Regions from separate parts of the Mus musculus genome. Here region 1 is linked to region 2. A link is a loop called in an ENCODE intact Hi-C map of the cell type or tissue named here. Cell type or tissue: heart. All regions are shown on one strand. Each heading gives the region's core, and the rest is flanking DNA. Links, peaks and the distances in the headings are about the cores only.

The links. A loop is a pair of places that touch in the nucleus more often than their neighbours do. Peaks named below come from ENCODE experiments on the same cell type or tissue, not always from the same donor. Only the 100,000 strongest peaks of a DNase experiment are listed, where the experiment ranks them.
Region 1: a loop joins it to region 2, with 2.2 times the contacts of the local background. A loop is called at or near these places in 1 of 42 quality-filtered maps.

What each region holds. Positions count from the first base shown.
Region 1 is chr11:120,307,546-120,313,617 of GRCm38, forward strand. No RefSeq gene overlaps it. Among named protein-coding and RNA genes, the nearest start is that of Mir6935, 37 kb to the right of the region's middle. In heart, for the core only: no CTCF peak of the experiment used is centred there; DNase peaks (open chromatin) are centred at 3,426 and 4,106; H3K4me3 peaks cover 1,677 bases; H3K27ac peaks cover 1,765 bases.
Region 2 is chr11:120,421,211-120,427,282 of GRCm38, forward strand. It overlaps Nploc4 (NPL4 homolog, ubiquitin recognition factor), which reads right to left. Exons shown (of 17, transcript NM_001195023.1): 4 at 155-331. Among named protein-coding and RNA genes, the nearest start is that of Nploc4, 13 kb to the right of the region's middle. In heart, for the core only: a CTCF peak has its summit at 2,603 (motif pointing left); no DNase peak of the experiment used is centred there; H3K27ac peaks cover 890 bases.

The DNA.
Region 1 (6,072 bases), core at 2,037-4,536, 110 kb before region 2:
TTAACTACACAAAGCTCTTTTCGTATTTTTGCCTCTCTGACCTAGTGAATTGACCTACAGCCTGGTTCAAGAAGTTGCCACCAAGTGGATTGGGGAACTTTAGTCTAAACTCACTTCTGCAGCCTCTCTTCTCGCTCTGTCTTTCGAATCTGGAAATCAATCTGGCATTCACACAGCAGGGGCCCTCCCATAGGAACCAGTTGGCCAGTAGGAGCGGTGCGGGAGCGCCCTCCAGCGGTCACATTCAATATGGCAACTGGCGGGAGACAAGAAGGCAGCAACGGGGGAGGGGAGACTCCAGGATCCAAATGCTCCTGATTTGGACCGTGGGCAACTTGGGAACTACAAAAAAAAAAAAAAAAAAAAAAAAAAAAAAAAAAAGAAAAGAAAAGAAAAGAAAAGAAAAGAAAAAAGAAAAAGGAACGATTTAGCAGAGGGGGAATAGTAAGATGCCTATTAGGCTGGGTGTATTGGTACACACTTGCGATCCTGACTCAGATGGTTGAGGCAGGAGGATCTTGAGTTTGAGAGCAGCCTAGGCTACATAAAAATAAACGAAAGGGGTTGGAGGGATGGCTCGCCAGCTAAGAGAGCTTGCTGCTCTTTGAGAGAACGAACCTGAGTTTGTTTCTGAGCACCCATGTCAGGCAGCTCACAACTGTATGTAACTCTAGCTCCAAGGAATCTGATGCCCCCTTCTGGCTTCTCCAGGCACACGCACCGGGATATGCAGCAACCAAACGGCTAAGCAGATGGCTCCGTGGCCAAGTGCAGTAACCTGCAAATAGAAGTCTGAATCCCCAGCACCCATTTGGAAAGCTGTGCTTGACTGTCCTTGCCTATATAGCCCCAGCACTGGGAGCAGAAGACAGGTGAATCCTCCAAGCCCACAGTTCTCCCAGCCTAACGCTACCAACAAGCTTCTGATTCCATGAGAGGTTCTATCTCCAGGCAGAGTCAGAACAAGGACAAGGTCCGGAAGACGCCTGGCATGTGCTTTAGCCCCCGTGTGTGCGAGCACACACACACCCACAGAAAGAGAGAGAGAGAGCGCTACATATGCATATACCTCACACACACTGACTTTCCTATTTGACTCCACCAGGGTCCTGAAGGGGTGTGGCCAGAGATCACCTAACCGGAATGGAACCAGCCCAGTAAGAAGCCAGAATTGTCATATTAGGAGATGTCAGGAACACATGGATAGAAACTGGAGATAGCCCGGGAGCACTTCTCAGGGAGCCTGGGAGCACTCCTAATGATGATTTATCATCATTGCCTAAGGCTGTGTCCTAAGAAAAGTAAAGCCTTCACCAACCTCTGACTTCCCCAAAGCCCTCAAATAGGTAATTCCCAAGGCAGTTGTCCGCCAGCTGTGGAGCGCATGCCCAGTGGGTATCGGTGCCTTTGCTCTGGGAGGGAAGCACACTCTGGCTCATCCACAACCACTGCTTCCTGGAAGCAAATCCTGCCACGCCTGGTTGGAGAGCACGGCTAGAACCCACTGCTTCCAGGATAAGCAGTGAAGTTTGTAACAGCTTTATTGAAACACGAGCTACACATAACATAAAATCCACAGGTTGCTGGGACCCACATATATTACAATGTAGCCTTAACTGTGTTTACAGCGCTGTGCAGCCACCAGCACCAGCCATGGCAGAAGCCACATAAGTACACTCTCCAGCTTTACATTGTCACAGGGCTATAGTGACAGGATAGCTCCATGGTTAAGATTTACCCACTGCTCTTACAGAGGGTCAGGTTTGGTTCCCAGCACCCATGTGCTGGTTTACAACCATCTGTAACCCGAGTTTGGGGGAATCCCACAGCTTCTTCTGGTTTCCATGACTATGCATGCAAGCAAAGTGTGCACATAAATAAGTAACTTAAAAAAAAAAAACTTGGGCTGGAGAGATGGCTCAGTGGGTTAGAGCACCGACTGCTCTTCTGAAGGTCCTGAGTTCAAATCCCAGCAACCACATGGTGGCTCACAACCATCTGTAATGAGATCTGATGCCCTCTTCTAGTGTGTCCGAAGACAGCTACAGTGTACTGACATATAATAATAAATAAATCTTTGGGCTAGAGTGAGCAGGGTCCTGAGTTCAAATCCCAGCAACCACATGGTGGCTCACAACCATCTGTAATGAGATCTGATGCCCTCTTCTAGTGTATCTGAAGACAGCTACAGTGTACTGACATATAATAATAAATAAATCTTTGGGCTAGAGTGAGCAGGGTCCTGAGTTCAAATCCCAGCAACCACATGAAGGCTCACAACCATCTGTACAGTATACTCATATACATAAAATAAATAAATAAATCTTAAAAAAAAAAAACCTTTAAGCTCTCCTACTTAGGTGATGCTTCATGTGTTTGTCCTAGGTGACTGCCTTAGGCTTAGCATATTTTCAAAAGCCAGAATATTATAGCTTCCTCCTTACTAAGGTCCCCTTGTTAAGCTATGCATAGTCTGCCCTTGCTTATCCATCTGTCCTGGGTAGAAACCATCTTTTGTCCATTATGAATAACACCAACAACTCTTGGAAGACTAGTATACAGGAGGCACCTTTCAGTTTAAAGCAATGATTTTTATTGTGAAGCATATATCTAATTACTAAATATTAGAAAAATACCTCAGCTATAATCACTACTTTTTTTTTCAAGACAGGGTTTCCCTGTGTAGCCCTGGCTGTCCTGGAACTCACTCTGTAGACAAAGCTGGCCTCAAACTCAGAAATCCGCCTGCCCGTCTCCCGAGTGCTAGCATTAAAGGTGTGCACCACCGCTGCCCTGCTGATTACTACTAATTTTTACTGAGACTTACTGAGTTTGTTTTGTTTTTTTTTGAGACAGGGTCTCATGTAGCTCAGGCTGACCTTGAACTCCATATGTAGCCCAAAATAACCTTTTCCTGTCTCCACCTCTCAAGTGCCAGGCTTGCAGATGTGGGCCACCATACCCAGTATTATGAGGCTTTGTACATTTAGGCAAACACTCCTGGCTACAACTTCAGCCAACCCTGGCATGTAACCCAGAATAGTCTCTGCCTCCCTTAGTGCTGGAATTATAGGTGTGTGTCATCAAGCCCTACTGCGACACTTTTGACAAGCATAGGCTGGCTTGCCTTTGGGGCTGGAGAGGCTCGCTGAGGTGTTGGGGGTGGGGGGGCAACAGGGATGGGGCAACACTGACGAACACCCAAAGCCAAACAGGGTCAGGCGTTAAGAGTCCTACCAAGGTCAGGGCGTCTGCGCCTGCAGACTGCGCTCCAGTACGCTGGTGCGTCCAGACGGGCTTGCACCCCAGAGCATCCCTTCCCTTGACCGCAGTCTAGGCAAAGGCAGCACCTCGCCGGGAGACGCAGAGAAGCACACTCACCGCGAAACGCTAGCCAGCAGCCGCGCGCCTATTGGTTGAGAGAACGGCAGCCCGAGCCAATCAACGCACAGCACCCGAGAGTCTACTAGGAATGCGGTGGGCGGTGAGCCGCGCGCGCGGGCACTGGGCTCTGCAGCGCGGGTGGGGGATGGGAGTGGGAGGGGGGGTCCGAGACTTAAGCTGAGCCGACTGTTGGGTCCCTCGGTCACCACGTGATCCGGCACGCCCCACTCTGGGCACTGGGAGCCGGTTTCTCCTTAGGAGAAAGCGCCAGGGCCGCGCTCTCTGGTGCGGGTAGGCCTGGGCGAGCGGGGGCCCCCGCCCTGGGAGTGCTGGGGGACTGGGCTGACCACCCGCGTCGCCCTGGACTCCTGCCGCCCAGATGAAGGAGACGATGTAAGCCTCAAGGAAGCAGGCTGCACTTAAGTTCAAGGGACCAAAGAACAACAGGAAGCCCGGATCCTCCCAAATCCAAAGAGACCCTCACCACCTAGCCGTCTTTCCTGCCTTATGTGGTGTAGTGCTTCAAGCGGCCATGTTACGCCCTCCCTGACCTGGACCTTGCTCCCCAAGGGCCAGCTTGTTGGTTCCAGAGCCCCAAACCACAGAAGGGGGGAACAAAGGCTGGCGGACCATAGGGTGGGTGGGTGGGGCCTCTGGACCCTTGCCTGGCAGGTTCGCCTATAAGCTTTGTAGGCCCCTGGGCTTGGAATTTCTATCTCTGCAGACCTGTGGTATGTCACCTGGCTGCATTGCATTGCATTGCACAGGAGCCCTTCTTACTCAGAACCCTAAGAGGACACTTGGGAACCCGCGGCCCCACCTCTCTCCCTGTGCTGTGCACCTGTTTGGCTCCACGGGCCTCCAAGTGGTTCCAAGACCAAAACTGTTCGCTTCAGGGGACACTTGCCCTCCCTCCTTCTATGGGGAAGCTTCTACCAAAGTGTTGGCTCCCCGCTACTTTGTGACCTCCCTACGCGAACGACGTTTTTATAACCTAGTCCCTCAGCTAGATGGGTCTGACTTATCTGGCTGGGGGCAAGGAGAGTCTGCTCATCTGTCGGCAGTAATGGGAGCAAAAGACAGCTCCACCTTGGTGCCTGAAGCAGTCTGAGGCATTTCCTTCAGAGCAGTTCTCAGATGAAACCAGGATTCAGAGACAGAGTTTATTAAGATGAGATTGCTAACAGCTTTAAGTATCAAAGGTGACCAGGGAAAGGGTCCTGCACACCTAGATGTGAGTGTGGCCTTTCTCTCGAGCTTCCTGCTTTGAGCGACTAGCAGTAACCATATATGTACTTTCTTGGTGACTGCTGAGGCTTCTGTTGCTCAAGGCGTTTGGAAGTGACCCCCTCCCACCTTCAGTAAATTAGATCCGGCAATTCCTGAAGTGGTTCGGTCGGGTAGGGTGACAATCTAATGTGGTGAAACCATGGGTTGGGAGGGTTGCACACAGGTTAAGCCATGTCTGTTACCATAATGGGGTTTATAATCTTGCCTGTGAGATTCCTAGAAAATTGCAGGTTTATATCTGGGAAAGGAATGAGGCCGAACTCAGAGGTCAGAGGTCACGTACTTTAGGTCTCAAGCCTGGTTTATTGCTGGTTTATTCTTATTTGAGATATTTCTGTATAAAAGGGATATTGTCTCTTCAGAGACAACCTTCACAACAAATTTTATGAATCATGCTGGAATTCTTGACGCTCAGCGAAAGACTTGAGCAGACTGATGAAAGGGGGCTCTGTTCCTCGAACATCCTTCATGTCTTCTGTCTTCCCAGCCTACCTCAAACTGACTAGGAAGCCATGGCACACATACACTCACTATTGACTTAGTTCTGAGCTCACTGTAGGGCTCATGCCAATGATCCCAGCACCTAAAAGGTGAAGCCGAAAAATCACCCAAGTTTGAGGTCAGCCTGATCTACATATTAATGCTTAAAACTTTTTTTAAAATCTCATCTTAATGAACTACATCATTTTTTGTGTGGTTGGTTTTTTTGTTTGTCTTGGTTTTTCGAGACAGAGTTTCTCTATCTACCCCTGGTTGTCCTGGACTTTGCATTGTAGACCAGGCTGACCTCGAATTCACAGAAATCTGCCTGCTTCTGCCTCCAGAGTGCTGGGGTTAAGGGCAACCACCACCACACCTGACAATAAACGGCATCTCTGAATTGTTTCAAACCAGTCTATGGTGTGAAATTAGAACAACGAAAATATGCAGCTGGAAGTGGCTCAGGGTGAAGGCCTGCTGTGCCGGCAGCAGGCACAGGGACTGAATTTAGATACCCAGCACCCACATAAAGGCTAAGTGTGGAAACTGGCAGGAGAGACTCTGTTTTAAAAAATAAGATGGAGAGACAGGCTTGCGTTCAAGACCAGTATGGTCTACAACGAGAGCTCCAGGATACCCAGGGCTGCTACACAGAGAAATCCCGTTTCAAAAAAAAAAAAAAAAAAGGAAAAGAAAGAAAAGAAAAACAGACAAAACAGAACACTGGAGAGAAAAAGGCTCTTGCTGCCAAGCCTAGTAACCTGAGCCCAGTCCCTGGAACTAACATATGGAAGAAAAAACTGATTTCTGCAAGTTATTCTCTAAACTAAACACACACACACACACATGTATACACACATGCACAGACACATATATACACATATGCATGCACACACACCAAATAAATGAAAAAAAACA
Region 2 (6,072 bases), core at 1,173-3,672:
AGCTAACCTGAGCTCACTATGTAAACCAGGCTGACCTTGAACTTGCAACAATCCTCTAAGGGCTAAGATTACTAAAGCCACCACACCCAGCTCTTAAATATTCACTTTAATGATCTATTAAAGCCTCACTGGCAGGAGCCTATGGAGCACTTACAGCTGTGGGTCTCGGCTCCGGTAAATCTTCCCATCCTGCTTGCTGAGGTATTGATCGATCTCATCTTCAACCACGTTAGGAGCACCAAAGGCCTTTAACCCTACCGAGGTCGATGTTTCCATTTCAGACGAGGGTCCAGCAAGGCTTGAGGGAAACAGGAACAACAAATCGCCATGCCTGTTCAAAGGACAAAATGTCACAATGCCATACTCCCCCAAATACAAACCACAAAGTCTGGTGTGGACCCGGACAGCTTCAAAGGACAAATGCTACCATTTAATGGCCTACATAGGGAAGGTCCTGATTTGAAGACAACAGAATTCTTTCTTTCCTGGCGTTACACACAACAGCGCACATCCTCTAAAAGTTAACTTCCTTACCAATAATTGGCCATCTGACTGCATGTGTTAACACAGCCTGTGCTCAGCTGGGCCGAGGACAGCCCTCCCATTCCTTCTGTCTCTGCCCTCTGGCCTTGCTGAGCTCGCCATCCACAGCAATCTATCGAACCCACACTCTCAGGCCATGGCCAGCTCTCCCTCCATCCATGTGTCTCATACACAAGTCCGAGACTGGATAAGGTGACATGAGTTGCAAGCATCCAGACGCGGACGATGCAACCACTGATTTACACCATATTTCACATCTCAGTCTGCTCATCTACGGGTCTCAAAGAACTGCCACAATCAGCAAGTTCCCAGGCACAACCCTGACTGTCCTGTTGGTGGTTTTTGGTTTGTTTTGGTTGTTTTGTCTTGCCAACTTGGCAAACTAAAGTCTACAAGAGGGAAGCACAACTGAAAGCCTGCCTGGTACACTGGCCTGTAGGCCAGCTGTGGGCAGTCTCTTAATTAGCACTGATATGAACGGGCCCAGCCCACTGGTCAGGTGGTCCTAGGGTGTTTGAGAAAGCAGGCTAAGCAAGCCAAGAAGCATGAGCATTCCTCCATGGCTTCCACTTCACTTCCTGTGCTGCTCTCCCTCGAAGACTGCGACCCAGGATGTGTAAGGCAAATCAGCCCTTTCCTCCTCCCCAAGCTGCTTTTGGTAGTGGCGTTTTATCACAGCAATAAAATCCTAACTAAAACACTGACTTATTTAAAAAAACAAAAAAACTCCACATCTCACTATGCAGCCTGGGCTGGCCTCAAACTCAAAATTCTTCTACTTCTACTTACTGGGTGTTAGGATTACAGATGTGTGCTACCCCCCCCCCCCCCAGGGACAGAGGGTCACCACACTACAGGGTTGGGCAAGTCTGCTGGTTTCTGCCACTGTGAAGCACACACCTCAAGCACATGCCAACACTTTCTTTCCCTCTGACAGGGCAGACTCCCAGACACAGCTTCCTGCTCCAAGACTGCTGAAGGCCTGCTTTCCAAAAGAGCTGCCACAATTCTACTTGCTCTGCTCCAACTTGACATGACTTGTGGCTAAAGAACCGTTTTCTCTCTGAAGCTATTCACAGAACCATCGTGGGTCATGCCTGACCAGAGGTGTCTCGTGGCACTAAATCAGCTCCAGCCTTTGAAGACGGGAGGTGACAGATCATTTCGCAAACTTTCAGCTGCTGTCAACAGGACACACAAGAAAGAAACTGAGAGAACAACTGGTCCAGTGCTGAACAGCAAACCGAAGAAGAACAATGTCTGCAAGTACAAGTACTGACAGACATGCAGAATCCCAGGAGCGGGGGCTGCAGCTCTCAAGAGCTGCCCTCACCTCCTTATCCCCCATAATTCAGAGGCAATAAAGCTGTCAGACTGTAACCAGAACTTCTGCTTCTAGCACTGGATTAAATATGTCTAAACATCCTCTAACTATAAAATACTTGGCTCAGACACTGGATCGATTTTAGCAAATACACTGTAAAAACACTGCTGAGCTCCAAAGGTAAAAAACACCCAGGCCTTCCAAAGCTCGCAGTGATGTCACTAATAATAGCAGAGGACACGACTGTCCCTCGGCCAAGGCCAGGATCAGGAACTTGAGGCTCATAGACGACAGTGTTTACTGGGCAACAGATGTGTCTTTGAACTCCCTGCTCACATTTGACTGCTGAGCCTGAATCTCCTACATAAACCAAAGGACTAGCCAGACTTGATGGTGCACACCTGTTATCCCAGCACTTGGGAAGGAAAAAAGCAAGCAGTTACAAATTCAAGGTCAGCCTTAGCTAGACGTCAAGTGCAAGGCCAGCTTGGATAATGTGAGAACGTCCTTAAAGAACAAAAAAACCCCACATGACTCAAGGATGTCAGAACAACCAAGAGAATCCAGGAACTCAGAATGGGAACCAAGAAGAAACTGAGTCTACTTCCACCAGATGCTCTGCAGGGCAAAGTCACCTCCAAGACCAGGCACACGCATATGGAGTGAAACCTGGGCTGCTTCTGGGATCTGGAGACCCAAACCAGAAGAGAATGCAGCTCCACAGCACCCCCTGGTGCTCACATAAGCAAATGCCACTAAAGCTTGCATCAAATAGATCCTCTTCGAAGCCACACTTACCCCAATAAAAACCAAAATTACAAGGGAAATAAATTTCCACGAGGAAGAATTGACAGAGTAAGGGCTGAGAGAGAGAGGCAAGTCTATGACTCAAATGCTGGAATTACAACTCATAAACACAAACTCCAGAGAATGGATCAGAAACCTTTCAGGAAAAAGCTAGGAGCCGCCTGGCATTTTGCAGTGCTAGACATCAACAGCCCCTAGGAAAGGGAATCAAATCACGCTTTGGTTAGGCCTAGTGGTTCAGGCCTGTAAAACAGCTACTCAGGAGACAAAAGGCAAGTCCAAAGCTAGCCTGGGCAACACAGAAAGAAGACCGTCTCAAAATAAAAAGTTTAAAAATGAGGAGGAGAGGGGCTGGTGAGATGGCTCAGTGGGTAAGAGCACCCGACTGCTCTTCCGAAGGTCCAGAGTTCAAATCCCAGCAGCCACATGGTGGCTCACAACCATCCGTAACAAGATCTGACTCCCTCTTCTGGAGTGTTTGAAGACAGCTACAGTGTACTTACATATAATAAATAAATAAATCTTTAAAAAAAAAAAAAAAAAAAAAAATGAGGAGGAGAGACCTGGGGATACAGGGTAATGGTAGGAAACCATACTCAGTCTCGTGTTTTGTCCCCTGTCCATCTTAGTCTCTACCTGCCTCTTGTCTGCTGGGGTGAACTGTTCTGCCCCACTGCATGCTCCTGCAATGTCCGCTTTACCACTCCAGAGGCGATGGAGCCAAGTCACTGTGGACTGAAACTAAACCAAAATAATCTTTCCTCCCTCTGTTTCCTCAGGTATTTATTTTGTCCCACTAGTGGAAGAATACTCCACAACACAGGATACTCATACCAGAACACCACAACCCACATAAATCTGTACTTTTTTCAGAGTCTCACACATGCTAGGCACATGTGCACCCACCACTGAGCTGAATCCCCAAGCCCAGTGATTATTACAAACTTTCTGTAGCACATTTATTTATTTATTATTTGTAGTATGTTCATATTGACTTGTTTTACAGGGGTGGCAGTCAGAGGACAGTCTGTGGGGGTCAGTTCTCTCCTCATGTATGCCCCAGAGTGAGCTCAGCTTGTCAGGCTTGATGGCATCACTTTTACTTGCTGAGCCATCCACCATACAAGCCTTTATTTATTTATTTATTTTATTTAAGATAGGGTCTCACTTTTTTTTTTTTTTTTTTTTTTTCGAGACAGGGTTTCTCTGTGTAACCCTAGCTGTCCTGGAACTCACTTTGTAGACCAGGCTGGCCTCGAACTCAGAAATCCACCTGCCTCTGCCTCCCAAGTGCTGGGATTAAAGGCATGCACCACTACGCCCGGCTCTAATTTTTTTTTTTTGAAGTATTTGTTATTACTACTACTGTTGTTGTTGTTATTATTTGCACCTGTTCCTGGCTTATACGTGGGTGTTCTGAAAATCCAAACTAAAATATTTCACCTGTCTCCTTTTAGGTCTATGTTAAGGGTTTTTTTCTAATTTCTAGTCAAATTTGAAAAGGAATCATATATGTGTATGTTTTTTTTTTAGTGGTGATGTTGCTAGGGATGGAACCCAGGTTCTTACACATACTAACTAGGCACATGTTCTACCACAAAGCTAAATACATAAAAATATATATTGTGTAGGTTCAAAACAGCTTCTCTCTGTATCCCTGGCTGTCCTGGAACATGCCTTGTAGACAAGGCTGACCTTGAACTCAGAGATCCACTTACCCCTGTCTCACAAGGGCTGGAAATAAAGGAATGTCACCATGACCTGGCTCAAATAAAAATATTTTAAAGTGAAAATATGAGCCGGGCCTAGTGCCTCACATCTCGAAAGGCTAAGGCAGGAGGACTAGTGTTATGTTCAAGGCCAGCAAAGGCTATACAGGAAAACACAAGGAAGTGAAAATATATTTGTTGAAATAAAATCTACCAATCGAGCAGACATCAAGCACAAATTAACTAACCATGCAAAACACCCAGGTAAATTCAACAGAAAAAAACTTCAGAGCCCTAGGCCAATGTGTTCTTGGAATAAAGGGGTGTGGAGAATAAACCAGAGAATCAGCAATGCTAGACAAGCACTCTGCTACTCAGCCACAAACTTCTTAAAGCACCCAGGAGAGACAGGAGAAGCACAGCATGAATGCATGAGCACACACGCACCCTAAAAAAGAGTAACAGAAACACATTTCATTACTGAGCAACAATAATGAAACTACAAGACAGAAGAGTAAGATTCACACAGAATTTCAACAAAAAAAGAAATACCATTCTTAAAAACACAAGTAAAATAAAGTTGTAGTTACTTTCAATTTCAACGGTATTATGGTGTATTCTCTAGACACAGCAGCCATACGAGCACAGTAAGAAAGCAGCTTTTCACAGGCCAATGAGAAATACTTTATACCTTTTGGCCTTGGATCTTGACCCTCTAAGACAGTAAGGAAATAAACAACTAATGTCTAGGTAAAACATTACAACATACAATCTAGACCCAGTCAGAGTAGCACAGGTTTCTAATCCCAGCAGGAAGGAGGCAGGGTGCAAATTTCAGGCCAGCCTGGATGATACAGAATTCCAGGGCAAGAAGGATAACACATGGTAAGACCCTGCCTTCACAGTAACAACAGAAATGCCTAGGATAGCCCTGAGAGAGGTGTTTCAAATACCTTCTGTTCTCTTACTGTTATTGCAACAGAGCGGGCCACATGGCTCACCTGCAGCAGCAAAAGAGCGGCCCACGTGGTTCACCTGAAAACTGCTCTCTTGGTGCCTGCTTTCTTTTTCTTCTTTTAAGACAAGGCCTTGCTCTATAGCCCAGGATGGCCTCAAATTTGCAATCATCCTGCCTCCAACAGTAAGTTCTGAGTACACCCAGTTATACTCCATTTCTCGTCTTTATCTACTCATGAGAACAGTTTTTACACACACCCATGACCCCAGCACTGAGAGGAAGGGGGCAGAACAGTCAGCTCAAGGCAGGAAAACCCTGACTCAAAACCAAACAAACTAGACTTTAGCTTGGCAGCATCTTACATCAGACAGCCCACAACCACCTATGACACGCACGTGGGCACACACACACACACTCACACAAATTTAAAAAAATGTAGCCAACAAGCCACAGCCACTCTTTCACTGTCCACTGTATCTTAGCACACAGGCTCCCTCCATCCATGTGGAAAAGGCAGTTACAGGGATGACAAGGCCCAGGGAGGGAAAGAATGGGAACATAAACTCAAAACTCCTGAGAAATGACTTGACTCGGCGAGCTGGTGAGATGACAGCTCACTGGCCTAGTGACAAGCCCTACAACCTGAATTTCATCCCTGGGGCCTAAAGGAGAGAATTAAATTCCCAAAGTTGTCCTGACCTCTTCACTCAAGAGCATGCACACATGTGTGC